Regions from separate parts of the Homo sapiens genome. Here region 2 is linked to region 1. A link is an interaction called in ENCODE POLR2A ChIA-PET data of the cell type or tissue named here. Cell type or tissue: Panc1. All regions are shown on one strand. Links, peaks and the distances in the headings refer to the core of each region. The heading gives the core; the rest is flanking DNA. Region 1 overlaps CISH (cytokine inducible SH2 containing protein). Region 2 holds the start of IFRD2 (interferon related developmental regulator 2).

The links. Peaks named below come from ENCODE experiments on the same cell type or tissue, not always from the same donor. Only the 100,000 strongest peaks of a DNase experiment are listed, where the experiment ranks them.
Region 2: POLR2A ChIA-PET joins it to region 1 with 16 read pairs; 2 of 35 experiments call an interaction of 5 or more read pairs at or near these places.

What each region holds. Positions count from the first base shown.
Region 1 is chr3:50,592,563-50,608,062 of GRCh38, reverse strand. CISH (cytokine inducible SH2 containing protein) reads left to right here. Exons shown (of 3, transcript NM_145071.4): 3 at 1-1,574. The coding sequence ends at 456. It overlaps HEMK1 (HemK methyltransferase 1, mitochondrial release factors N(5)-glutamine), which reads right to left. Exons shown (of 11, transcript NM_016173.5): 11 at 11,897-15,500. Among named protein-coding and RNA genes, the nearest start is that of CISH, 11 kb to the left of the region's middle. RefSeq lists a silencer at 2,764-2,813 and an enhancer at 5,336-9,016. In Panc1, for the core only: no CTCF peak of the experiment used is centred there; no DNase peak of the experiment used is centred there.
Region 2 is chr3:50,289,472-50,294,563 of GRCh38, reverse strand. IFRD2 (interferon related developmental regulator 2) reads left to right here and starts at 2,135. Exons shown (of 12, transcript NM_006764.5): 1 at 2,135-2,347; 2 at 3,885-4,004; 3 at 4,092-4,176; 4 at 4,270-4,394; 5 at 4,478-4,635; 6 at 4,802-4,852; 7 at 4,936-5,092. The coding sequence starts at 2,290. HYAL3 (hyaluronidase 3) reads left to right here. Exons shown (of 4, transcript NM_003549.4): 3 at 843-932; 4 at 1,049-1,732. The coding sequence ends at 1,318. RefSeq lists enhancers at 701-1,256, 1,647-1,836 and a silencer at 2,217-2,426. In Panc1, for the core only: no CTCF peak of the experiment used is centred there; a DNase peak (open chromatin) is centred at 2,033; H3K4me3 peaks cover 1,859 bases; H3K27ac peaks cover 1,702 bases.

The sequences.
Region 1 (15,500 bases), core at 1-2,500:
GACAGCACGCACCCCAGCTACCTGTTCACGCTGTCAGTGAAAACCACTCGTGGCCCCACCAATGTACGCATTGAGTATGCCGACTCCAGCTTCCGTCTGGACTCCAACTGCTTGTCCAGGCCACGCATCCTGGCCTTTCCGGATGTGGTCAGCCTTGTGCAGCACTATGTGGCCTCCTGCACTGCTGATACCCGAAGCGACAGCCCCGATCCTGCTCCCACCCCGGCCCTGCCTATGCCTAAGGAGGATGCGCCTAGTGACCCAGCACTGCCTGCTCCTCCACCAGCCACTGCTGTACACCTAAAACTGGTGCAGCCCTTTGTACGCAGAAGCAGTGCCCGCAGCCTGCAACACCTGTGCCGCCTTGTCATCAACCGTCTGGTGGCCGACGTGGACTGCCTGCCACTGCCCCGGCGCATGGCCGACTACCTCCGACAGTACCCCTTCCAGCTCTGACTGTACGGGGCAATCTGCCCACCCTCACCCAGTCGCACCCTGGAGGGGACATCAGCCCCAGCTGGACTTGGGCCCCCACTGTCCCTCCTCCAGGCATCCTGGTGCCTGCATACCTCTGGCAGCTGGCCCAGGAAGAGCCAGCAAGAGCAAGGCATGGGAGAGGGGAGGTGTCACACAACTTGGAGGTAAATGCCCCCAGGCCGCATGTGGCTTCATTATACTGAGCCATGTGTCAGAGGATGGGGAGACAGGCAGGACCTTGTCTCACCTGTGGGCTGGGCCCAGACCTCCACTCGCTTGCCTGCCCTGGCCACCTGAACTGTATGGGCACTCTCAGCCCTGGTTTTTCAATCCCCAGGGTCGGGTAGGACCCCTACTGGCAGCCAGCCTCTGTTTCTGGGAGGATGACATGCAGAGGAACTGAGATCGACAGTGACTAGTGACCCCTTGTTGAGGGGTAAGCCAGGCTAGGGGACTGCACAATTATACACTATTTATTTATTTATTCTCCTTGGGGTTGGTGTCAGGGGCGAGCCAACCCCACCTCTATGCCCTGAGCCCTGGTAGTCCAGAGACCCCAACTCTGCCCTGGCTTCTCTGGTTCTTCCCTGTGGAAAGCCCATCCTGAGACATCTTGCTGGAACCAAGGCAATCCTGGATGTCCTGGTACTGACCCACCCGTCTGTGAATGTGTCCACTCTCTTCTGCCCCCAGCCATATTTGGGGAGGATGGACAACTACAATAGGTAAGAAAATGCAGCCGGAGCCTCAGTCCCCAGCAGAGCCTGTGTCTCACCCCCTCACAGGACAGAGCTGTATCTGCATAGAGCTGGTCTCACTGTGGCGCAGGCCCCGGGGGGAGTGCCTGTGCTGTCAGGAAGAGGGGGTGCTGGTTTGAGGGCCGCCACTGCAGTTCTGCTAGGTCTGCTTCCTGCCCAGGAAGGTGCCTGCACATGAGAGGAGAGAAATACACGTCTGATAAGACTTCATGAAATAATAATTATAGCAAAGAACAGTTTGGTGGTCTTTTCTCTTCCACTGATTTTTCTGTAATGACATTATACCTTTATTACCTCTTTATTTTATTACCTCTATAATAAAATGATACCTTTCATGTACAGAGCCCTCAATGGGGCCGATTTTCAGTTGTGTACACAGTGTGTCCCCTTTGATCTTGTTATCATTAGCCCCCATTTGATATTTGGGCTAGCGGAGAGGCCCAGAAATTCTATGTGGCTGAGCAGTCCCTGCTGGGGACTCATTAAGGAGTGGAGGAGACAGGGAGCAGCCTCTCCTCTCATCTCCCCTGGGTCCCCTTGGGAAATGGGAGCTAGGAGACAAAGGCCAGTTAGACTGCCTGCAGGGTGACTGCCCTGGCCACTGCCAGGCGAGGGCTCGGGGGAGGGTGGCAGAGGTGCATCAGCCCTGAGAGATGTGTAAACAAGAAATGCCAACTCCAAATCGCAAGTGGAGAATACCCAGGGAGAGAGAGCTGTGGACTACTCCTGGGGTCAGTGTCTTGAGATGAGGAAACTAGTAGTCAGAGAAGTCAGGGCTGGTTCTCCCAGGAAGAAGGTACAGTGAGTGCAAAGGCACCAAGGCATGACTGGGAGGCACGTGTTCCTGACACACAGAACTGAAGAGGGCTTGCTCTGTGCAGTGGGGCAGGGCAATTGAATCGGGGTAGGGGCCAGTGAGCTGGCAGAGTCTGACCTGGGGCGGAGGTGTCCGGGTTCTAGTCCAGACTGGTTGGGATTGGGGGATCCTTTCTTCTCTCTCAGGGTTCAGCACACCAAAAGTGTGTGGAAGAGCAATTTCAATGAAAACACCCTCCATTACCGGACAGTCTGACTTTGGAACACTATCTGTTGAGATCTTCCTGTGTCCCGAAGTTTTCCGCACCTTTGCTTGAGGGCCCCACAGGAAAGCTTCTCTAAAGCTTTCTAACCTTTATTCTGGAAACAATCCTAACCTTCCTGTTGTCTTAGCCCTCAAGCAATTAGAAGTCTTAGAGTAGAAGAGACACTTGTTGGCAGGTTGAGAGCAAGGAGGGGTGAGGAGTGACAGGCTGATTACAGGGAGGGGTAAGGACGAGGATAGACAGCAAGAACCATGGAGTTCACACAGGACCCTGGGGACATGGAGGCAGTCATGGCAAAGAATAGGTCTGACGTTAGGTGAGAGTGAGCAAGAGGTGGGTGATGGAGGGAGGGCTGTCTTTCCTGGATGTGGTGCCCAGACCCAGGTGGCCAGCCACGTGCCTTCCCTGTTACTGGCGGCGGCCTGAGCGCTTGGCTGTCTGTAGGGCCAGATGGCACGCTTCCTCCAGGTCACCATGACCCAGCCAGGGGTATTTACAGTTCCTCATTCCTTCAGTCTGAATTTCAGCTGCTTCATTGCTTCCAGAATGCCTGAGGTAACCCCTCTGTCTGCTTCACCCCTAGATTTGAGTCACCTAGCGGATGGGTAGTGGATACAGAGGGGCCAGTGTCAAGCTGTTCCTCACCTGGTGCTGCAGCCTGGACAGAAAGCTGCTGTGGCTAGAGGAAGCACAGAAAACTGCTTTGTACACAGAGAGAAATGTCTCAAGGTGCCTGCCAGGTGCTGGGCATGGGGCGAGGGCTTGCACCTCATGTAGCACTCACCACAACTTTGGGAGTGAAGTCCAAATATTACCCACGCTACACAGATGAGGAAACCGAGGCTCAGAGCAGGGAAGGGGCTGACCACGGCCACTCAACAAGTGGGGCTCAGGGCAGAGCTAACCCTGGGGGGTCCTGACTGACCTTTTGTCCCCCGGATTACTACATGAGATGGGGAGGACAGGGATGGTGGCTTCCAGGCAAGTTGCTCTTGGATGCTGTTTTCTATCTCCTGGTATCCCTGCCTGCTGAGAGCTCTTGGCCACTGGCCTGGCCACCAAGGTCCTGTTCTCTTCACCCTGGCCTCAGCTCAAGCCAGGGCCCGGCTCCTGTCTGGGGAGGGGCTGCCAGCTACTTCTGACCCCCAACAGGTTCCAGGTTCCATCTTCTTTTCTTGTTTCCCTGCCAGGGCAGTGAATGATGCCTGCCCAGACCCCAATCAGAGACTCAGCCTAACAGATGCTGAAGATCCTCTGGCCAACGTGATCACCACTGTGTGGTCCTGGCCTAGTAAAAGGGGCACACATGTTGACACTAGCCAGGAACAAAGGGATGAGCCTTCTGGTGGGTGCAAGGACCCTGCACAACATACAAACAGTAACGAAGGTCACACTTTATCATTAAGTCCTCCACCAGCACATGTGCTCCAAAGGCACCAACTGGGCCAGACTCCATCTAGGTCCTGGAGACAGCAGGGAACAAGACAGACACGGTCCCCATACTCATTGGGCTCGTGGGCTAGCGGGAGAGACAGAGAGTGAACTAGTGAACAAATGGGTGCATAGGACAAGCTTTGAGAGTGTAAAGAAAGAAAAGCAGTGGGGGTGGGAAGAGTAACTTTGGGAATGGGGACACCCTGCAGCTGGGAGGGCGTTGGGGATAGCTCTGCAGCTTTGGGTGGCACTGAGCCTGGAGACCCAGGCAATGAGCAGGAGCTGGCCATGCAGACAACTTGCAGAAGGGATGTCCCAGGTGAAAGGAACTACAAGTGCAGTGGCCCTGAGGCAGAGACCTAGAGCCCAGAATGGCTGCCCAGGAGGGGTGGGAAGGGCAAAGGAAGCAGGTGGATTTTATTTGAGGATGGCAAAGCACCTCTTCAGAGCCTAGCAGGGGAGTGCTGTGATCTGACCCTCATTTCTAAGGGAGGTATCTGTACTCATGAGGGCCTGGAGGCAAGAGGCCAGAAAGAAGGATCTGGAGGGTAGAGTGTGGGAGCGGGGGCAGAAAGAGGTGAGGGCAGCAACTCTGTGACTCTGGGTTGGGTTCCTACCCCACTAGCAGAGGTTGTCCTCATCTACAGCTGAAGAGGGAAGGCCTCAGAGAGGGGTGGTGAGAGGCAGAGCCAGAGTTCACATCCTGATTCCAGACATTGTTTGGAATAACCACTGCTCTATTCTGCCTCCAAGGGTCTGGCTTGCTAAAGCCTAGGCACCCACAGGTTCAGAAGGCATGCAGGAGGATGGGGAGATTCAGGAGGGCTTTCTGGAGGAGGGGGTCTGGGGGCTGGGCCCTAGAGGATTCTGCCTCCAGGTGGGAAATGGGTTTGGAGATTGATCCTGTGTGGCGTCCCTCCCTGGATTCACAAGCCTCCCTCTGGAACAACCTTCGGACAGAAATGCTGCTAAGCCATCTAGGTATTTCTTGTTGCCCCCAAGGAGTGTTTGCTGGATACCACCCCCCTTCCAGACATACCACTGGGGTATCATTGGTGCCAGTGTGTACATCTCACTAGGTCCCTGCACCTAGGCTGGACTTTTAATCTACTGACTGAGCAAATCTCTCCTGGCCAAGGCTGGACACACAGCTGAGTGGGGCTGGGGTCCATGACTAGGCCCACCTCACTCTCAGATGGGGACCCTCCCGTCCTGCACGGTTGCCCACAGTGAAGTGGAAGGCGAGGGGCCGGGGGCCTAAAGGCCTAGAGGCCTGACTACGAAGGCAGGAAGACTCAGGGTCTGTGCATAGGACATCCCAGACTTCTCCAGCTCTCATAAAGGCCCTCTTCCTCCAGGAGAAGTAGGCCCTGTGCAAGCCTGGGCAGCCTTTGACACCAACCTGCTAGACCAGTTTTAAGATAAAGTAGACTTGAGCTTTGCCGGAAATTCAACAGCCTCTCATGGTGGATGTGTCCTCCCTATCCCTCCCTGGCTCCCGTGGACCACCCAAGGGGTCACTCCAAGAGTCACTCTGGGGCAGCAGGCTGGAGTTCCCACGTCTGAGACTCAAGCTAGAGGAGGTCCCTGGAGGTTTGATTTTGGTCAGAATGCAGACCTCAGAGTGGTTGGAGAGTGGCTGGGCCTGGATGCTGGGGAATGGGGAGTGAATGGAAACCGATGCTCATCTCTGAGCAGGAGGAGACACAGCAGGCCCAGGGAAGGGGAGCTTTTCTGATGTGGTCAAAGCTTCCTGCTCAGTGGAAAGAGAGTTGCTTCCATGGCCCGGGCCTCATTAAAACAGGCAGGGCCTCTGAGGGCTATGGGAACCTAGGATTGCCATGACTCCTCCAGGCAGCCCTCCAGGACTGTCTCACCCACACAGACCCTACTAGTGAGATGCTTGCGCTGGCACCGATGATGCCCTGATGACATGCCTGGTGGGGAGGGTGGTATCCAGCAAATGCTCCTCAGGCAGAGTCCTGCTCCAGGGACTCTCCCCACACCCAGCACCCATGAGCCAGATGGGGCCCTTCCTGTCACCAGAGCTGGGCTCCTCCACCAGAGGTGGGGATTGCACTCATAGTCCAGACTGGGCCAAAGCTCTGTTCTTCAAAGTGCCTCTCAGCCCTCAGCCTCCTCCCAGGAAGCACTTCACTGCTCCCACCCCCACCAGCCCCACATCAGTGACATCACTTGTGTGTGTGTGTGTGTGTGTGTGTGTGTGTGTGTGTGTGTGTGTGTGTGTGTGTGTGTGCGCGCGCACGCGCGCACGCATGCTTGTGCTGACCTTTCCACTTGGCCAACATTCCTTTGTTTTTCTCAGCTCCTTCCAGTGGATGGCTGTGGGAGGAGGAGCTGCTGGGAGAGTAGGTTCTCAGGAAACATTTCCCCCAAAGCCCCAGGGACACGGAGCCCACGAGACATGAGAAAATGAGGCTTAACCAGGAGGAGAGGTGTTCCAAGGGCAGTTTGAGGGGTGTGGGTGAGAGAAAAGGAGAGATCCTGGCAGAGATCACTGTTAACCCAGGTGTGTGCATGCCTGCGGGGGCGTGCTCCCGGGCATCCTTGCCAGATCAGCACCATCAGCCTGGCACCTAGTGGGCAAGCTGAGCTTATAAGGGCAGGCAAAGCTGGGTGGCCCTAGGAAGTTGCTGCATCTCGCCAGGACATATATGGCTCAAAGTAGGCCAGGGTCCTGGGTTTGCTGTTGTGGGATCAATTCACTTTCTCTCCTACCCAGAGGTGCCTGGTTGGGAGCTGTGGGCTTTGGGGGCAGGAGCACCTCCTCCCAGCACCTTGACAATCACCCCCTTTCTCTTCTGGGTCTCAGTGAGTAACTAGGGTGGGTGCTAGCTTCCAGAGGATCCCTGGGCCTTGTGTAGGGCAGAGAAGGCCTGGCGTGGGCACCCCCCACCCCCAGCCTGGGTGAGGTGTTTTCGCCAGAATTGCAGCAGCTGGGGCTGGAGGCCTCTTCCCAGGAAGAGCAGAGCGCCGCTTCCAAGAACTCAGAGGAGGCCGCAGGCGGGAGGGGGAGCGGGGGAGTTAATTTTAAACCACACTGCCTTCAACGCTTCTCAGGAACTGGTTGCTCAACGTGATCTGGCAGGTCCCAGGCGGCTGGGCAGGCCTGGTGCCAGCTCAGAAGTGGCGGGTGGAGGACACGCCCCAGGGGGAGGCCTGGTGACCTTGAGGGAAGTAGGGCCCTGTCCTTGACCACTTACCAGGGCCTGTCCCTCATTCACCCGACCCAACTTTGCTGGGGGGTGTGAGGTGGGGTAATTTATTCAGTTCTAACCAGGAAAGGTAAAATTATAACAGGATTAATAACACAAGTGTCATGGCCTTCCAAGGGCCCCAAGACGATCCCATCCCCCTTCCCTGCTCAGAACCTGCCTGTCCTGCACCCTGGCCTGTCCTCTGGAGGTTATCTGATGAGGGCCTATTCTGAGGGTAAGGCCTGTGCTGATTCTCTATGGGATGGGACCCTGGTGCCAGGCTAGTGGGGGGAGTAGAGTCGGGGGGTGGAGGGTGGCATGTGGCAAGCTGGTGGAAGTTCTGGACCAAGGGAATGAGCCTCCTTCTTGTGCAGGGAGAACTCATGGGCCCGCACCCCATGGTTGACTGCAGTCAAAGCACCTGCATTTCACCGACCTCCTGTTGGAGGTGTTGACCACCCTAGTGTGGCCAACCACTCCCGGCTGACAGCCTAGGCCCACCTCCCAATGTTTGGTCCATGGAATGTTCTACCTGCAGAGGCACCTCCCAGTGCACCCCCTTCCCCCACTACCCCCACTGGCTGCCCTCTGAGACCCCAGCAGTCTGGGCAGAGCAGGTCTCAAGTTCTAGGAAAGGATCCTAAGCAAATGCTGCCAAGAGCTGCAGTTCTTGGAACCAGCACTGCAGGGCGAGGGGACACTTCCTGGAACCTGCTGGCCCTTCCAGGGAGTGAGGCTCAGAGGACAGCCAGTGACCTGGGGTAAGTGGGGGGAGAGGGTACTGAGCCCTTAGCTTCGGTCTCTGCCTCCAGGAAGCCCTCCCTGACTGCAGGTGCCTCCTTAGACTCCTCCATCCCGGTGCTGGATCTGGCATGACCTCTGAAGTGCCCGGTGTCCAGCCTGGCAGAGTGGACGACGAGAAACAGGTGTTAGTAGAGAAAAAAAGGGCATGTGTACCTATGGAGGCAGCGTGTGGGTGTGGGTCCACAGTGAAAGCAGGAGGTTAGACAGGAGTGTCCTGCCTAGGCCAGTGAGCAGCCGGGGGTGTGAAGCACCAAGGGAGAGTAGGAGGGAAAACAAGGTGGGGTCAGCAGTGCCAGGCCCTGCTCACTGAGCCCCCTTTGCTGGTGGGCAGCCTCTGGCTCTAGTCACTCCTTCAGGACAGCCTTGTCTCACCCACACTTCCCTGTCCCACAGCAGGGGGCCCAGGCCCCAGCTTCAGCATCAAGCCACCCAGGACATGCATCTGGCCTTTTGGAAAATAGCCTGGAGAATGCAGAGGAGAGGCTGCAGTGAGTGGGCACTGACAACTGTCTGGGACTGGGTTGAAGTCTGGCCACATTTCAAGGGAATGGCCATGAGTGTTCCCATCACAGGATCCCAGGAGCAGCATTGTTAGAGCAGGGGCCTGGAAGTATGGCTGAGGGTGCTGAGTGAGCAGGTCAGGGTCACATAGCTGGGAGGCACTAGGACAACCTTTTAACCACTCATGACCCCTTTACCTTCAGAATGGAGAACCTCCCCTGGCCAAGGCTGGACGGGGTGTCGGCAAGAACTTGCCTCTCTCCTCCCACCCTCAGGTCACTCCTTGGCCCTCACTGAGCACAGCGCCAAGCGTGCTACCCATCCACCCCAATGTCACAGAGAAGATGGGGACAATGCTGGCGTTAAGAAGGGCTAGGACCCAGTGGGTGGGTGGCAGCTGTGAGGTGGGGCTATGGCAGAGAGGTCCTCCCTCCCCTGTAGGAGGGCAGTGGGGCAGCCCAAGGACACAGGTCATTGCTGTGCTTGTACTCTGCAGTGGCCAGTTCTCAGAAGCTACCTGGGGCAGCTGGCAGTGGGTGGGAGTGCTGCATTCTCTGTCACTTAGAGGCCTTGATGCCTGCACCCAGGTCAGGCTGGCTGTGGCTGGAAAGAACCTGCTGTGGATGAAGTTGACCTGGGACCCACGTGACCTGAGTGAAAAGAGCTATGGGTTTGCAGGGGACACCGGTGCCCTGCTGCAGGTGGTTCTAGAGCTAGGTATCCTGCATCGTGACTTGAGCAAGTCATGAACCCACTCTGAGCCTCAGTTTCCCACTCTGTTTTTGGTGTTTGGTTTGGTTTGGTTTTGAGACAGGGTCTCACCCTGTTGCCCAGGCTGGAGTCCAGTGGCACAATCTCGGCTCACTGCAGCCTCTACCTCCTGAGCTCAAGCGATCCTCCCACCTCAGTCTCCCAAGTAGCTGAGACTACAGGTGTGTGCCACCACACCCCACTAATTTTTTGTACAGATCTAGTTTCACCATGTTGCCCAGGCTGGTCTGAACTCCTGGGCTCAAGCAATTCTCCTCCCTCGGCCTCCCAAAGCACTGGGATTACAGGCGTGAGCCACTGCACCGGGCCTCCACCTCTACTTTGGGGACAATGTTATCACTTGCCTTATGGAATCGTTGTAAGGAGGAAATGTGTAGACTTGGTGATTTTTGTTTCTCCTCGGAGTCTTCCCCTGGATCCCAACTCACCCCTCCAGCTCCCACTTCACCATGAGCCCATGGAGACATGAGCCCCAGAAGAGCTCTTTCTCTGGTCTCTATTGCAGCAAGAAGTACCTGTGGGCACACTGGAGCATAGGCCTTGATGTTTGCAGTGCTCCAGGCAAAAGGACAAGTGGAGGCTCACATACCAGAATCTAAATATTAAACAACCATAAATCAAGCTGCTAATGAAATGTGTTCTATCCTCCTACTGAACAAATAAGCTTTCATAGGAGTAAAAACATCTGTAAATCTACAGTTTTTATATATCTGAAAGTCAGCAGATATCCAAAATGATGAAACTTAGTAATTATCACTCATGTCCAGGTGTTCAGTGACCTGAGGTTTAAGTGAGAGAATGAAGACTTGCCTGATGCCTAAGATATTCTGTATTTATTCTGTAACATTGATTCTCCTCGTCTTTAGTCTAGTAAAATGATTGATTATGTTGTTACAGTCAAGACTTCTACACTATTACTGTTCTTTTCATAGTAATGATTAAAAAGATTAAAATAAGGCTGGGCATGGTGGCTCACACATGTAATCCCAGAGCTTTGAGAAACCAAAGTGACAGGATTGCTTGAGGCAGGAGTTCAAGTTTACAGTAAGCTATGACTATACTACTGTACTCCAGACTGGGCAACAGAGCAAGACCCTGTCTATAAAAAAAATAATAATTTTTAAAAAGACTAAAATAAAATATTGGCCAGGTGTGGTGGCTCACACCTGTAATCCCAGCACTTTGGGAGGCCAAGGCAGGTGGATCACCTGAGGTCAGGAGTTCAAGACCAGCCTGGCCAACATGGTGAAACCTCATCTCTACTAAAAATACAAAAATTAGCCAGGCATGGTGGCACACACCTGTAATCCCAGCTACTTGGGAGGCTGAGGCAGGAGAATTTCTTGAACCCAGGAGGCAGAGGTTGCAGTGAGCCGAGATCCACACCATTGCACTCCAGCCTGGGTGACAAGAGTGAAACTCCATCTCAAAAAAATAAATTAATTAATTAAATAATGAAATAAAATATTACATTCAAAGAACACAAAAATATGTTAAATTAAATGAGATATGTCAAAATTTCAAAAGATGATATAGTCCAAAAAGTTATTGTTATTTTAAAATTAATTTAATTATTATTATTATTTTTTGAGACAGGGTCTCACTCTTTTGCCCAGGCTGAAGTGCAGTGGTGTAATCTTGGCTCTCTGTAGCCTTGACCTCCTGGGCTTAAGTGATCCTCCCACCTTAGCCTCCCAAGTAGCTGGTACTACAGATGTGTGCCACCACACTCCACTAATTTTTTTGTATTTTTTGTACAGATGGAGTTTTGCCATGTTTCCCAGGCTACTCTCAAACTCCTGGGCTCAAGGGATTCTCCTGCCTCAGCTTCTCAATGCGCTGGGACTTCAGATGTAAGCCACTGTGCCTGGCCTTAATTTTAATTATTTTTTTTGGCGGGGGGGTCTTGCTGTGTCACCCAGGCTAGAGCGCAGTGGTGTGATCATAGCTCAGTGACACCTCAAACTCCTGGGCTCAAGGGATCCTCCCACCTCGGCCTCCCCAAGTAGCTGGGACGACAGGCACCCACCAGCACACCTGGCTAATTTTTGTATTTTTTATAGAGATAGGGTTTCACCACATTGCTCAGGCTGGTCTTGAACTCCTGAGCTCAAGCGATCCACCCATTTCAGCCTCCCAAAGTGCTGAGATTACAGGCGTTAGCCACCACACCCAGCCTAAAAAGTTATTTTTAAAATAATCAAAATCACTTAGTAAAATTGAGGCAAAACAAACTATAAGTTATACTTGTATTAAAATTTAAATTAAGATTTAAAACTAAAATTTTACTTAACTTTTTGAAATTGTTATTAAATATTGCTAAATGTTTTTATGAAAAGAAATCTTAGCAGAGTGTGGTGGCTCACACTTGTAATCCCAGCACTTTGGGAGGCCAAAGTGGGAGGATCGCTTGAGTCCATGAGTTTGAGACCAATCTGGGCAACATAGTGAGACCCTTTCTCTACAAAAAATATTTTAAAAATTAGCCACACATGGCAGTGCATGTCTGTAGTTCAGCTACTTGGGAGGCTGAGGCCAAAGGATCACTTAAGCCCAGGATTTCGAGGCTGCAGTGAGCCATGATTGTGCCACTACACTCCAGCCTGGGTGACAGAGCAAAACTCTTCTCAAAAAGAAACAGAGAGAAGAAAAGAAATCTTCACTATTCACAGTTAAATTCTCTGTGAAGGCTGAAGTAGTGTTTGCTCTGCAGTTAGCAAAAGCACAACCTCCATGCATTGCCCTAGAACCTGAACGGTGCTATCATGACAGTGGGTGTTTGGGTTTGTCTCACACTGCATCAGCACTGAGTGTCAAATCAGTGGTTTGACAAAATGGGAATGCACATGAATTCTTTAATCAATTTATTGGAAATTGATCACTTGTATGTTTGTGATACACTCTAAGGAACAGGCCACAGGCAGATTAGAAGAGAGTGGTAACAGACAAAGCACAATTTCCAGTAAGTGATATTGGAGCAATTTGGAAGGAAAAAAAAGTGCAACGTCTACCTCACACCTTCCACCATAAATTCTAGATGGACCAAATATTAAACATTAAAAATGAAATTCTAAGAGTCCTTTAGAGCACCTGCCCTGGAGTCCCAGCAGTATCAATCCCAGGTGTGGAAACCTCTTCCTTTGCGTGGCTCCCCTGCGTTGTTTGCAGGAGAGGTCTGGAGGAAAGAGAGTCACCCCAGAAATACATCGATGCCTATATAGTGTTGTCTCTCTATCTTGGGTTTTTTCCTGCAGAAACCACTCTGAGACAAGCATCCAAATGCAAATAGATTATTTGGGAAGTAATGCCAAGAAGCACCAGTAAGGTATTGAGAGACAATTCCCCATGGTTCTCTCCTATTTCTGCACACTTGCCAGTAGAGGCACTGGTTGCCCTTGTTCTAAATAATCTTTACAAGGGTGATTATTATAGTGAGTAACCTTAGAAGATAGAGGTAGTATCTCCCTCCAGAGCAAAAGGCAGATTTTATTGTCCCGTATACTAAAGATAACATCTCCCACCTGGGCAGGTTTGCTTGCAGCTTATTATAAAAGACGTGGGTCCCCTAAATTCAGCATGCAGTTTCTCCACCGTAGTGCAACCCAATGCATATGCAGGCATCACCGGGCCATCATCACATCACTCTGTAGGAACTGCGGTTCAGGGAAGTGGTGCAAGAAAATGCTTTTACTCTGTCTACTGCCGTTACTGTAAACAATAATCTGTTGTCTGTTTCTGAACCCAGAGTTCTGTGCCTTCTGCCATGATCCTTGAGAATATGATAGACTATGATAGACTAACTTGTTTGCTTCAAAGTCGGATAAGCCGGGCGCGGTGGCTCACTCCTGTAATCCCAGCACTTTGGGAGGCCGAGGTGGGCAGACCATGAGGTCAAGAGATTGAGACCATCCTGGCCAACATGGTGAAACCCTGTTTCTACTAAAAATACAAAATAGCTGGGTGTGGTGGTGCGCACCTGTAGTCCCAGTACTCGGGAGCCTGAGGCAGGAGAATCGTTTGAACCTGGGAGGCAGAGGTTGCAGTAAGCCAAGATCACGCCACTGCACTCCAGCCTGGCAACAGAATGAGACTCTGTCTCAAAAAAAAAAAAAGAAAGTCGGATAAAATCTCAGCCTTCACACTTATTGATATAAAATGGGAGAGGGGGTGAGACAGGGAAGGAAAGGAAGCCAAAGGAGGTAGGTGGGTTTATGAGTGGGTTCCTTCTGTAGGCAACTGAGGCTCAGTCTTCAGTTGGGAGCTGGCAGAAAACACAAGCCACGGTTGTCCCACCCAAGGGGTGAGGGAGCTGGGCATGTGTCTACCAACTCTCTGTCTTCCTTGGTTTCAGGCTGCTCCAGGGGATTAGCTCTCAGGCACTTTTGGTTACTTACCCACCTGGCCTCTGCAGCAGAGAAAACCTCAGCTCACCATTGCAACTACTCTGTGGGAACTTGAGTGAGAGGGGATGTGAACTGCTTGGACCCCACCAGACTGTGATGGGGGCCTGCCTGAATAGTGCCCATTCCTTGTGCCTGGCACAGTGCCAGCAGATGGTGACTGAATGCATGCCCCATGGCCTAAGGATAAGGATCTATTTGCCTGCCTGTATCCTCCACCAGGCCATGAACTCCTTATGAGTAGGGACCGTGTCAATTTTTCTTTGGTACCACAGTATGACAGTGTAGTCCTGGCAATCAGCTCACTGAAGGTCTGTTGCATGAATGAAAGATGAAAAAAAAAGCCTCTAAAATAAACAAAAAATCAGAGTCAGCCAGAACTAGACTGAACCATTTTTAAGTAGAAAAGGGCCATCTATCCAAAATCAATAGCAAGTGCACTTGACAGGGAGGGACCAGAGGCACCCCAAGTGAGAAACAATATACAAATGCTCTAGTCGTTACAGTTTTTCAATATTGTATTGAAGGTCTCAGCCAAGCTATTAAACAAGGAAAATAAATAAGAGCCATAAGTATTAAAAAGGAAAAGACAGGCCGGGTGTGGTGGCTCAGGCCTGTAATCCCAGCATTTTGGGAGGCCGAGGTGGCAGATCACTTGAGGTCAGGAGTTCGAGACCAGCCTGGCCAACATGGCAAAACCCCGTCTCTACTGAAAATACAAAAAAAAAATTAGCCTGGCATGGTGGTGGACGCCTGTAATCCCAGCTACTCGGGAGGCTGAGCCAAGAGAATCGCTTGAACCTGGGAGATCGCGCCACTGCACTCCAGTCTGGGCAACAGAGTGGCACTTTGTCTCAAAAAAAAAAAAAAGAAAGAAAGGAAAAGACAAATTTGTCATTGTCATTATTTTCAGTGGTAAAATGTCAATGTAGAAAATCCAAGAGAAGCAACAACAAGCACATCTTGTAAGAGAAAACAAAAAGGTGTCCAGTTATAAGATAAACCCCTGTAAATTAATGGCTTGCCCATGCAGCAGCAAGAACCAGTTAGGCCATCTCTCTGTATAATACATAACAAGAAAAACTGTAACATCTGAGACTAGATAAGCAGGAAAGTGAACCTTCCATGAGGGGCACAGCCCTGGTGCAGCCACAGTAAGAAAAAATGAGAAGGGGGGAGCTGAAAGCCACCTTCCGCTTGGCTGTGAGTTGTATTCTCCTGCCCACCCTTAGCCCACCAAATCTTCTCCGGGGCCCCTGAGTCAGGTGCACAGTCAGGGTCCTAATGTCCTTCCCTAAACTAGCCCTCTGCACTAGGGGATGGACGCAAGCTGGCTGTCCCAGAGTGTGGAGTGGCTGTGTTCTTTCCCTATAGCAAAGCCAAGGGCATTAGTACAGCTGTGGGCAGGGTTCCTAAGCCAGGCCTGAGGCTCCCATCGGGAGTGGGAGTGGGTGGTGAGAGAATGAGGGGACAGCCAGATAGTGAGAGGGTTCAGAGCTCATGGGGTAAAGGCAGCCTCTCTGGCCCCTCCTCAAGACCAAGTGGAAGGGAAGAGCTCTGCAAACTGGCAGAGAACTTGGTCTGGGGCCATGTAGTGGAGGGGCAACACCCCAAAGACCTGAGGCTCCTCTACAATTTGTCTGGCCCCCACCCCTCACCCTGCCAAATATAGGCACAGGCCTGGCACCCAGTTGATGGTGCTCAGGGTACAGAGGAGTAAATAAAAGCTGGAATAGCAAACTCCACGGGGCCAGCTTTGCCTCGGGCACAGTGCTCCAGGTCTCCTCCCACAGCCACAGCCAGCAGCCTCCTCTGCCCTTGGAGGGCGCACAGGACCTTGTTGGGCCTTCGGAGGAGAAGTAGGGTTGGGGGCAGGTGGTGACTCTGGCAGAGGCTCTGTTTCCTCTTCCAGCTCCAGGGCCCACCCCACTGTGACTGGCAGAGTCTGAAGGGCTGGGCTGGCCTGGGTGTGGCCCCAGCTACGAAGATCCTCCATCCAGAGTCTCAGGCTCTAGGGGTCAATTTTTGGCTTTTGTAGGGAAGTAAACAGGAGGT
Region 2 (5,092 bases), core at 1,028-3,527, 310 kb after region 1:
GGCATGGCTTTGCCCTGGAAGATGTTGAGGGGTAGGGAGGCCCAGCCTTTGGAGTGCTGGCCTGAGGGGAGATATTCTGAGTGGAAGGCCTGAGAAGCCACTCAGAGACTCGATACAAAGGGGCCCTACTTGGGCTGGGTGAGTGTCTCACACCTATAATCCCAGTACTTTGGGAGCCTGAGATGGAAGGATTCCTTGAGGCCAAGAGTTCGAGACCAGCCTGGGCAACATAGTGAGACCCCAACCTCTACCAAAAAAACATTTGAGACAGAGTCTTGCTCTGTTGCCCAGGCTGGAGTGCAGTGGCACCATCTCAGCTCACTGCGGCCTTCACTTCCTGGTTCTAGTGATCCTCCCACCTAAGCCTCCTCCCGAATAGCTGGACTACAGATGCATACCACCACACCCAGCTAATTTTTATATTTTTGTAGAGATGGGGTTTTGTCATGTTGCCCAGGCTGGTATTGAACTCCTGGGCTCAAGTGATTCTCCCGCTTTTGCCTCCCAAAGTGTGGGATTACAGGTGTGAGCCACTGTGCCCAGCCTAAAAAATTATTAGCCAGGTGTTATGCACCTGTAGTCCCAGCTGCTTGGGAGGCTGAGGTGGGAGGATTACTTGATCCCAGGAGTTCAAGGCTGCAGTGAGCTATGATCATGCCACTGCACTCCAGCCTGGATGACAGAGTAAAACCCCGCCTCTAAAACCAAACCAAACTAGAGAGTCCCTACTGTAGAGTTAGAATCAGATTGTGACAGTGAACCAGAAGAGTTTCTTGAATGTGGATGTGTGCCCACATGGATCTGGCCAGCCCAGCACTGGCTTAGCAGCTCTCTGCCTCCAGGATGACCTTGTGCAGTCCATTGGTGTGAGTGCAGCACTAGGGGCAGCCGGCGTGGTGCTCTGGGGGGACCTGAGCCTCTCCAGCTCTGAGGTGATCATTGCCCCTTTGAGCCTGCCATGTAGCACATGCTGGGGTCCCAGGGTGGGGGACGGCCATGTCAAGATTATAGAGCAGGCATATTGACACATATCTTCCCTTCTCCTCAGGAGGAGTGCTGGCATCTCCATGACTACCTGGTGGACACCTTGGGCCCCTATGTGATCAATGTGACCAGGGCAGCGATGGCCTGCAGTCACCAGCGGTGCCATGGCCACGGGCGCTGTGCCCGGCGAGATCCAGGACAGATGGAAGCCTTTCTACACCTGTGGCCAGACGGCAGCCTTGGAGATTGGAAGTCCTTCAGCTGCCACTGTTACTGGGGCTGGGCTGGCCCCACCTGCCAGGAGCCCAGGCCTGGGCCTAAAGAAGCAGTATAAAGCCAGGGCCCCTGCCACTGCCTCTTCTTTTCCCTGCTGCCACTTTTCCAGTCCTGGAACTACTCTGTCCCACTCTTGCTCTATTCAGTTTACAGTCAACCCTCCCAAGCACACACCCCGCTTCCCTTGGAATCCCTGAGGGGTAGAAGGGGCCAGAAAAAACGCTTATAAAACCAGAGGCCCTCTGAGATCATGTGAGTCCTCCATGGCAAGGAAGCAGTTCCAGGGAGAGTCAGGTTCCAGCTAGTTAGGGCTGCCAGCCTAGGGCTTTGTGCCTACACCTCACTAAGCCCATGGAGAGGTCACAGATGGGCCGTGCACGGGCAGATGGGCCCCAAAAAATCTTGGCGAAGGTCGGTAAAGTGCTAAGCTGTTGTCTGCACTCTTTCATCATAAAGTCACTTTTTTCCACTGCCTGAGGTTTGGCTGTTGCTCCTGTTATCCCAAGCTCTAAGCCCTTCCCATGGTCCCCAGACCCAGGCAGGGGTAGGTCTCGTCTGGAGTGTCCCGCTGCCAAGTGCCCTGAGAAGCCAGTCCTGCCTTGGTGCTCCACTGAGGGACGCTTCGGAGTTAACCACCGTGCACTTGTTCCCGACGCGGGGCTGGGGCGCGCGCAGGGCATTGTGGGTGCATAGTTCAGCCAGCGCGTCGTCGGCTGGTGGGCCCCAGGCGTGGACTACCATTCCCATGGTGCTCTACGCGCAGCTAGCCGCCGTCGCCTGCGCGCTCAGGCCTCTGGGATTAGTAGTTTTAGCCTCGTGGATGTGGGCCTGAATCGGATGGCCTGGAACTCGCCTTCCCGGCGACCTGTTTGGCAGGGCGGGGCGCCTCGCGAAGATGGTGGCGCGCGTGGCGTGTGGCTCCCGTCGTCTGGCCAAGTCTCAGCGCAGCGCACCGGCCGGCGTCTCGTTGGCCTGGAGCCCACACCCACCGGGTCCCTGACCCCGCGCCCCCCGCGCCCGGTTCCCGGCATGCCTCGCGCCCGTAAGGGCAACACGCTCCGGAAGGGTGGTCAGCGCCGTGGAGGAGGTGAGTGGGGTGGGGGGCGCGGGACAGCTGTATGAGCGGCGGGCGGGGGTCCTGCTGGATCCCCTTGGTTGTTCTCGAGGGCCCTGGGTGGGGAACCCCCTCGGCCAGCCCCACGCAGCTTCCCATAACTCTACCGAGGCTGGCACGTGCCCCAGCAGTCATTGGCCACGTGCGTGCCCAACTTGAGCTCGCTGCCCACTGCCTGTTGGGAGTCCGCGCTCCCAGCGGTGACCCGGCCAGCCCCTCCGGGCCTCAGTTGCCTGCTGGGTGGACAAACTCACCGGACAGGGCAGGAAGCCAGTCCTCTTGCCAAACCCTGATCCTTTCCTGGACTGGTCAAGGAAGTTGGCGGGAGTCCTGGCCTGCTCCGGTGAAGAGAGGGAGGGGGCTCTGTTGGGAAGCTACCTGGTTAGGGCCTTGGCAGCTTGGCAGGCCTGACTCCACAAGGTAGCTGAGTATCCTGGAGCCTGAGGCAGTCTTGGGACTCGCTTATCAGCTTAGACCAGGAGCCTATCTTAATGCGTTAAACACATATGTTTACTCTGCTGGGATGGGGTGCCTACCACGCACAAATTTATTTATTTTTATTCTTGAGGGGGAAGGGAGGAGGGCCGGGCACAGGAAGGAGGAAAATACCTAGGCACAACTTTAAACTGGTCACCACCATGGTGGGTTTTGGGTGGGGGACATCTAATAGGGTGTGGAACATGTTCACTGAGTGGTGTCAGCCCCAGACTTAGGACTCAGGGAGGCCTGGGGGGAAGTGCTTCTGGGTGAGTCCTGAGAGGATGGAGAAGAGAGCAAGTTGTACAAAGACCTGGCAGCTGGAGGGACCCCAGCGCAGTGGAGTGAATGAGGGAAGGCTGGGCTGCTCCGGCAGGTAGAATAGTAAGATAAAATGGGAGCAGGCTGGGCGTGGTGGCTCACACCTGTAATCCCAGCACTTTGGGAGGCCAAGGCAGGCAGATCACCTGAGGCCAGGAGTTCGAGACCAGCCTGACCAACATGGAGAAACCCTATCTACTAAAAATACAAAATTAGCTGGGTGTGGTGTCGTATGCCTGTAATCCCAGCTACTCGGGAGGCTGAGGCAGGAGAATCACTGGAACCCGGGAGGCAGAGGTCGCAGTGAGCCGAGATGGCGTCATTGCACTCCAGCCTGGGCAACAAGAGCAAAACTCTGTCTCAAAAAAAAAAAAAAAAAAAAAAGGTGGCGGGGAGCAGAGGCCAGTGCGCAGGCTGGACTTTGTCCTGCAGATGAGGGGTGTGAGTAGTTCTTAGAAGTAGGGCCAGCCTGGTGATCACACCCTGTCCAAAACTCTGCCACAGCAGCCAACCTTGCCAATGTCAGCCCTTGGCCCTGGACAGACCCCACACACAGGAGTGCACCAGCCCTACTGAACTGACCCTTGGCTTTGGTTTTTCATCTCTGAGAGGGACACCATTCTATCTTTTGGGATTATGAGGTCGAGTGAGGTACCCCCAGCCATCCCTCATCAGTAGAGGCAAGTTGAGTGTCCTATTCCACCTTCTCCAGGTGCCCGGAGCAGTGCCCAAGCTGACTCGGGTTCCAGTGACGATGAGGCAGCCAGTGAGGCCCGCAGCACCGCCAGTGAATGCCCCAGCCTTCTCAGCACCACTGCAGAGGACAGCCTTGGTGAGAGCGGGTGGAAGTTTGACAGGGGCTTGGTGAGGGCTCCATGGGCTGAGGACAAGAAGCGGTGCTGACCAGGTGGCCTTGCAGGGGGGGATGTCGTGGATGAGCAGGGCCAGCAGGAAGACCTTGAGGAAAAGCTGAAGGAGTATGTGGACTGTCTCACAGACAAGAGGTACCCCTGGCTGCCAGCCAACTCCTACACCCAGCTCCAAGTGTGATCAAGGGAGGGCTGGCCCATATGACCCCCCTTCTCGACCTCCCCCAGTGCCAAGACCCGGCAGGGTGCTCTTGAGAGCCTGCGCCTGGCCCTAGCGTCCCGCCTACTCCCCGACTTCTTGCTGGAGCGCCGCCTCACGCTAGCCGATGCCCTGGAAAAGTGCCTCAAGAAAGGTTGGACCTGGGGGTGTGTGGGAGACTTAAACTGGGCAGACACTGGCCCTTGCTGCATGGGCTGACTGGAAAGCATCCCACAGGGAAGGGCGAGGAACAAGCCCTGGCTGCTGCTGTGCTAGGCCTGCTCTGCGTGCAGCTGGGCCCTGGACCTAAGGGTGAGGAGCTGTTTCACAGCCTGCAGCCTCTGCTGGTCTCTGTGCTCAGTGACAGCACAGCTAGCCCTGCTGCCCGGCTCCACGTGAGTGTGCCTGTGCCCCATGAAACCCTTCCTGCACCTTATCCCTCAGCAGAGTGGTGGGTTCCCCCTATCTTCAGCCTCCTTTACTCTGAGGGGAGTGAGCTCCAGGGCTGGGAACCCAGGTTCACCCGCTGACCGTGGCATTGCATTGCCCTTCTCCCAACAGTGTGCTTCTGCCCTTGGCCTGGGCTGCTACGTGGCTGCCGCTGACATCCAGGTGAGGGGTCTTTGGGCACAGGTGGTAGAGCATCTAGGGCTGTAACTCTGCCTCTGAGCTCCCCTGCCTCTCTGTGCTCCTAGGACCTGGTCTCTTGCCTTGCCTGCTTAGAAAGTGTTTTCAGCCGGTTCTATGGCTTGGGGGGCAGCTCCACAAGTCCTGTGGTTCCTGCCAGCCTGCACGGCCTGCTCTCTGCTGCCCTGCAGGCCTGGGCATTGCTGCTCACCATCTGCCCTAGCA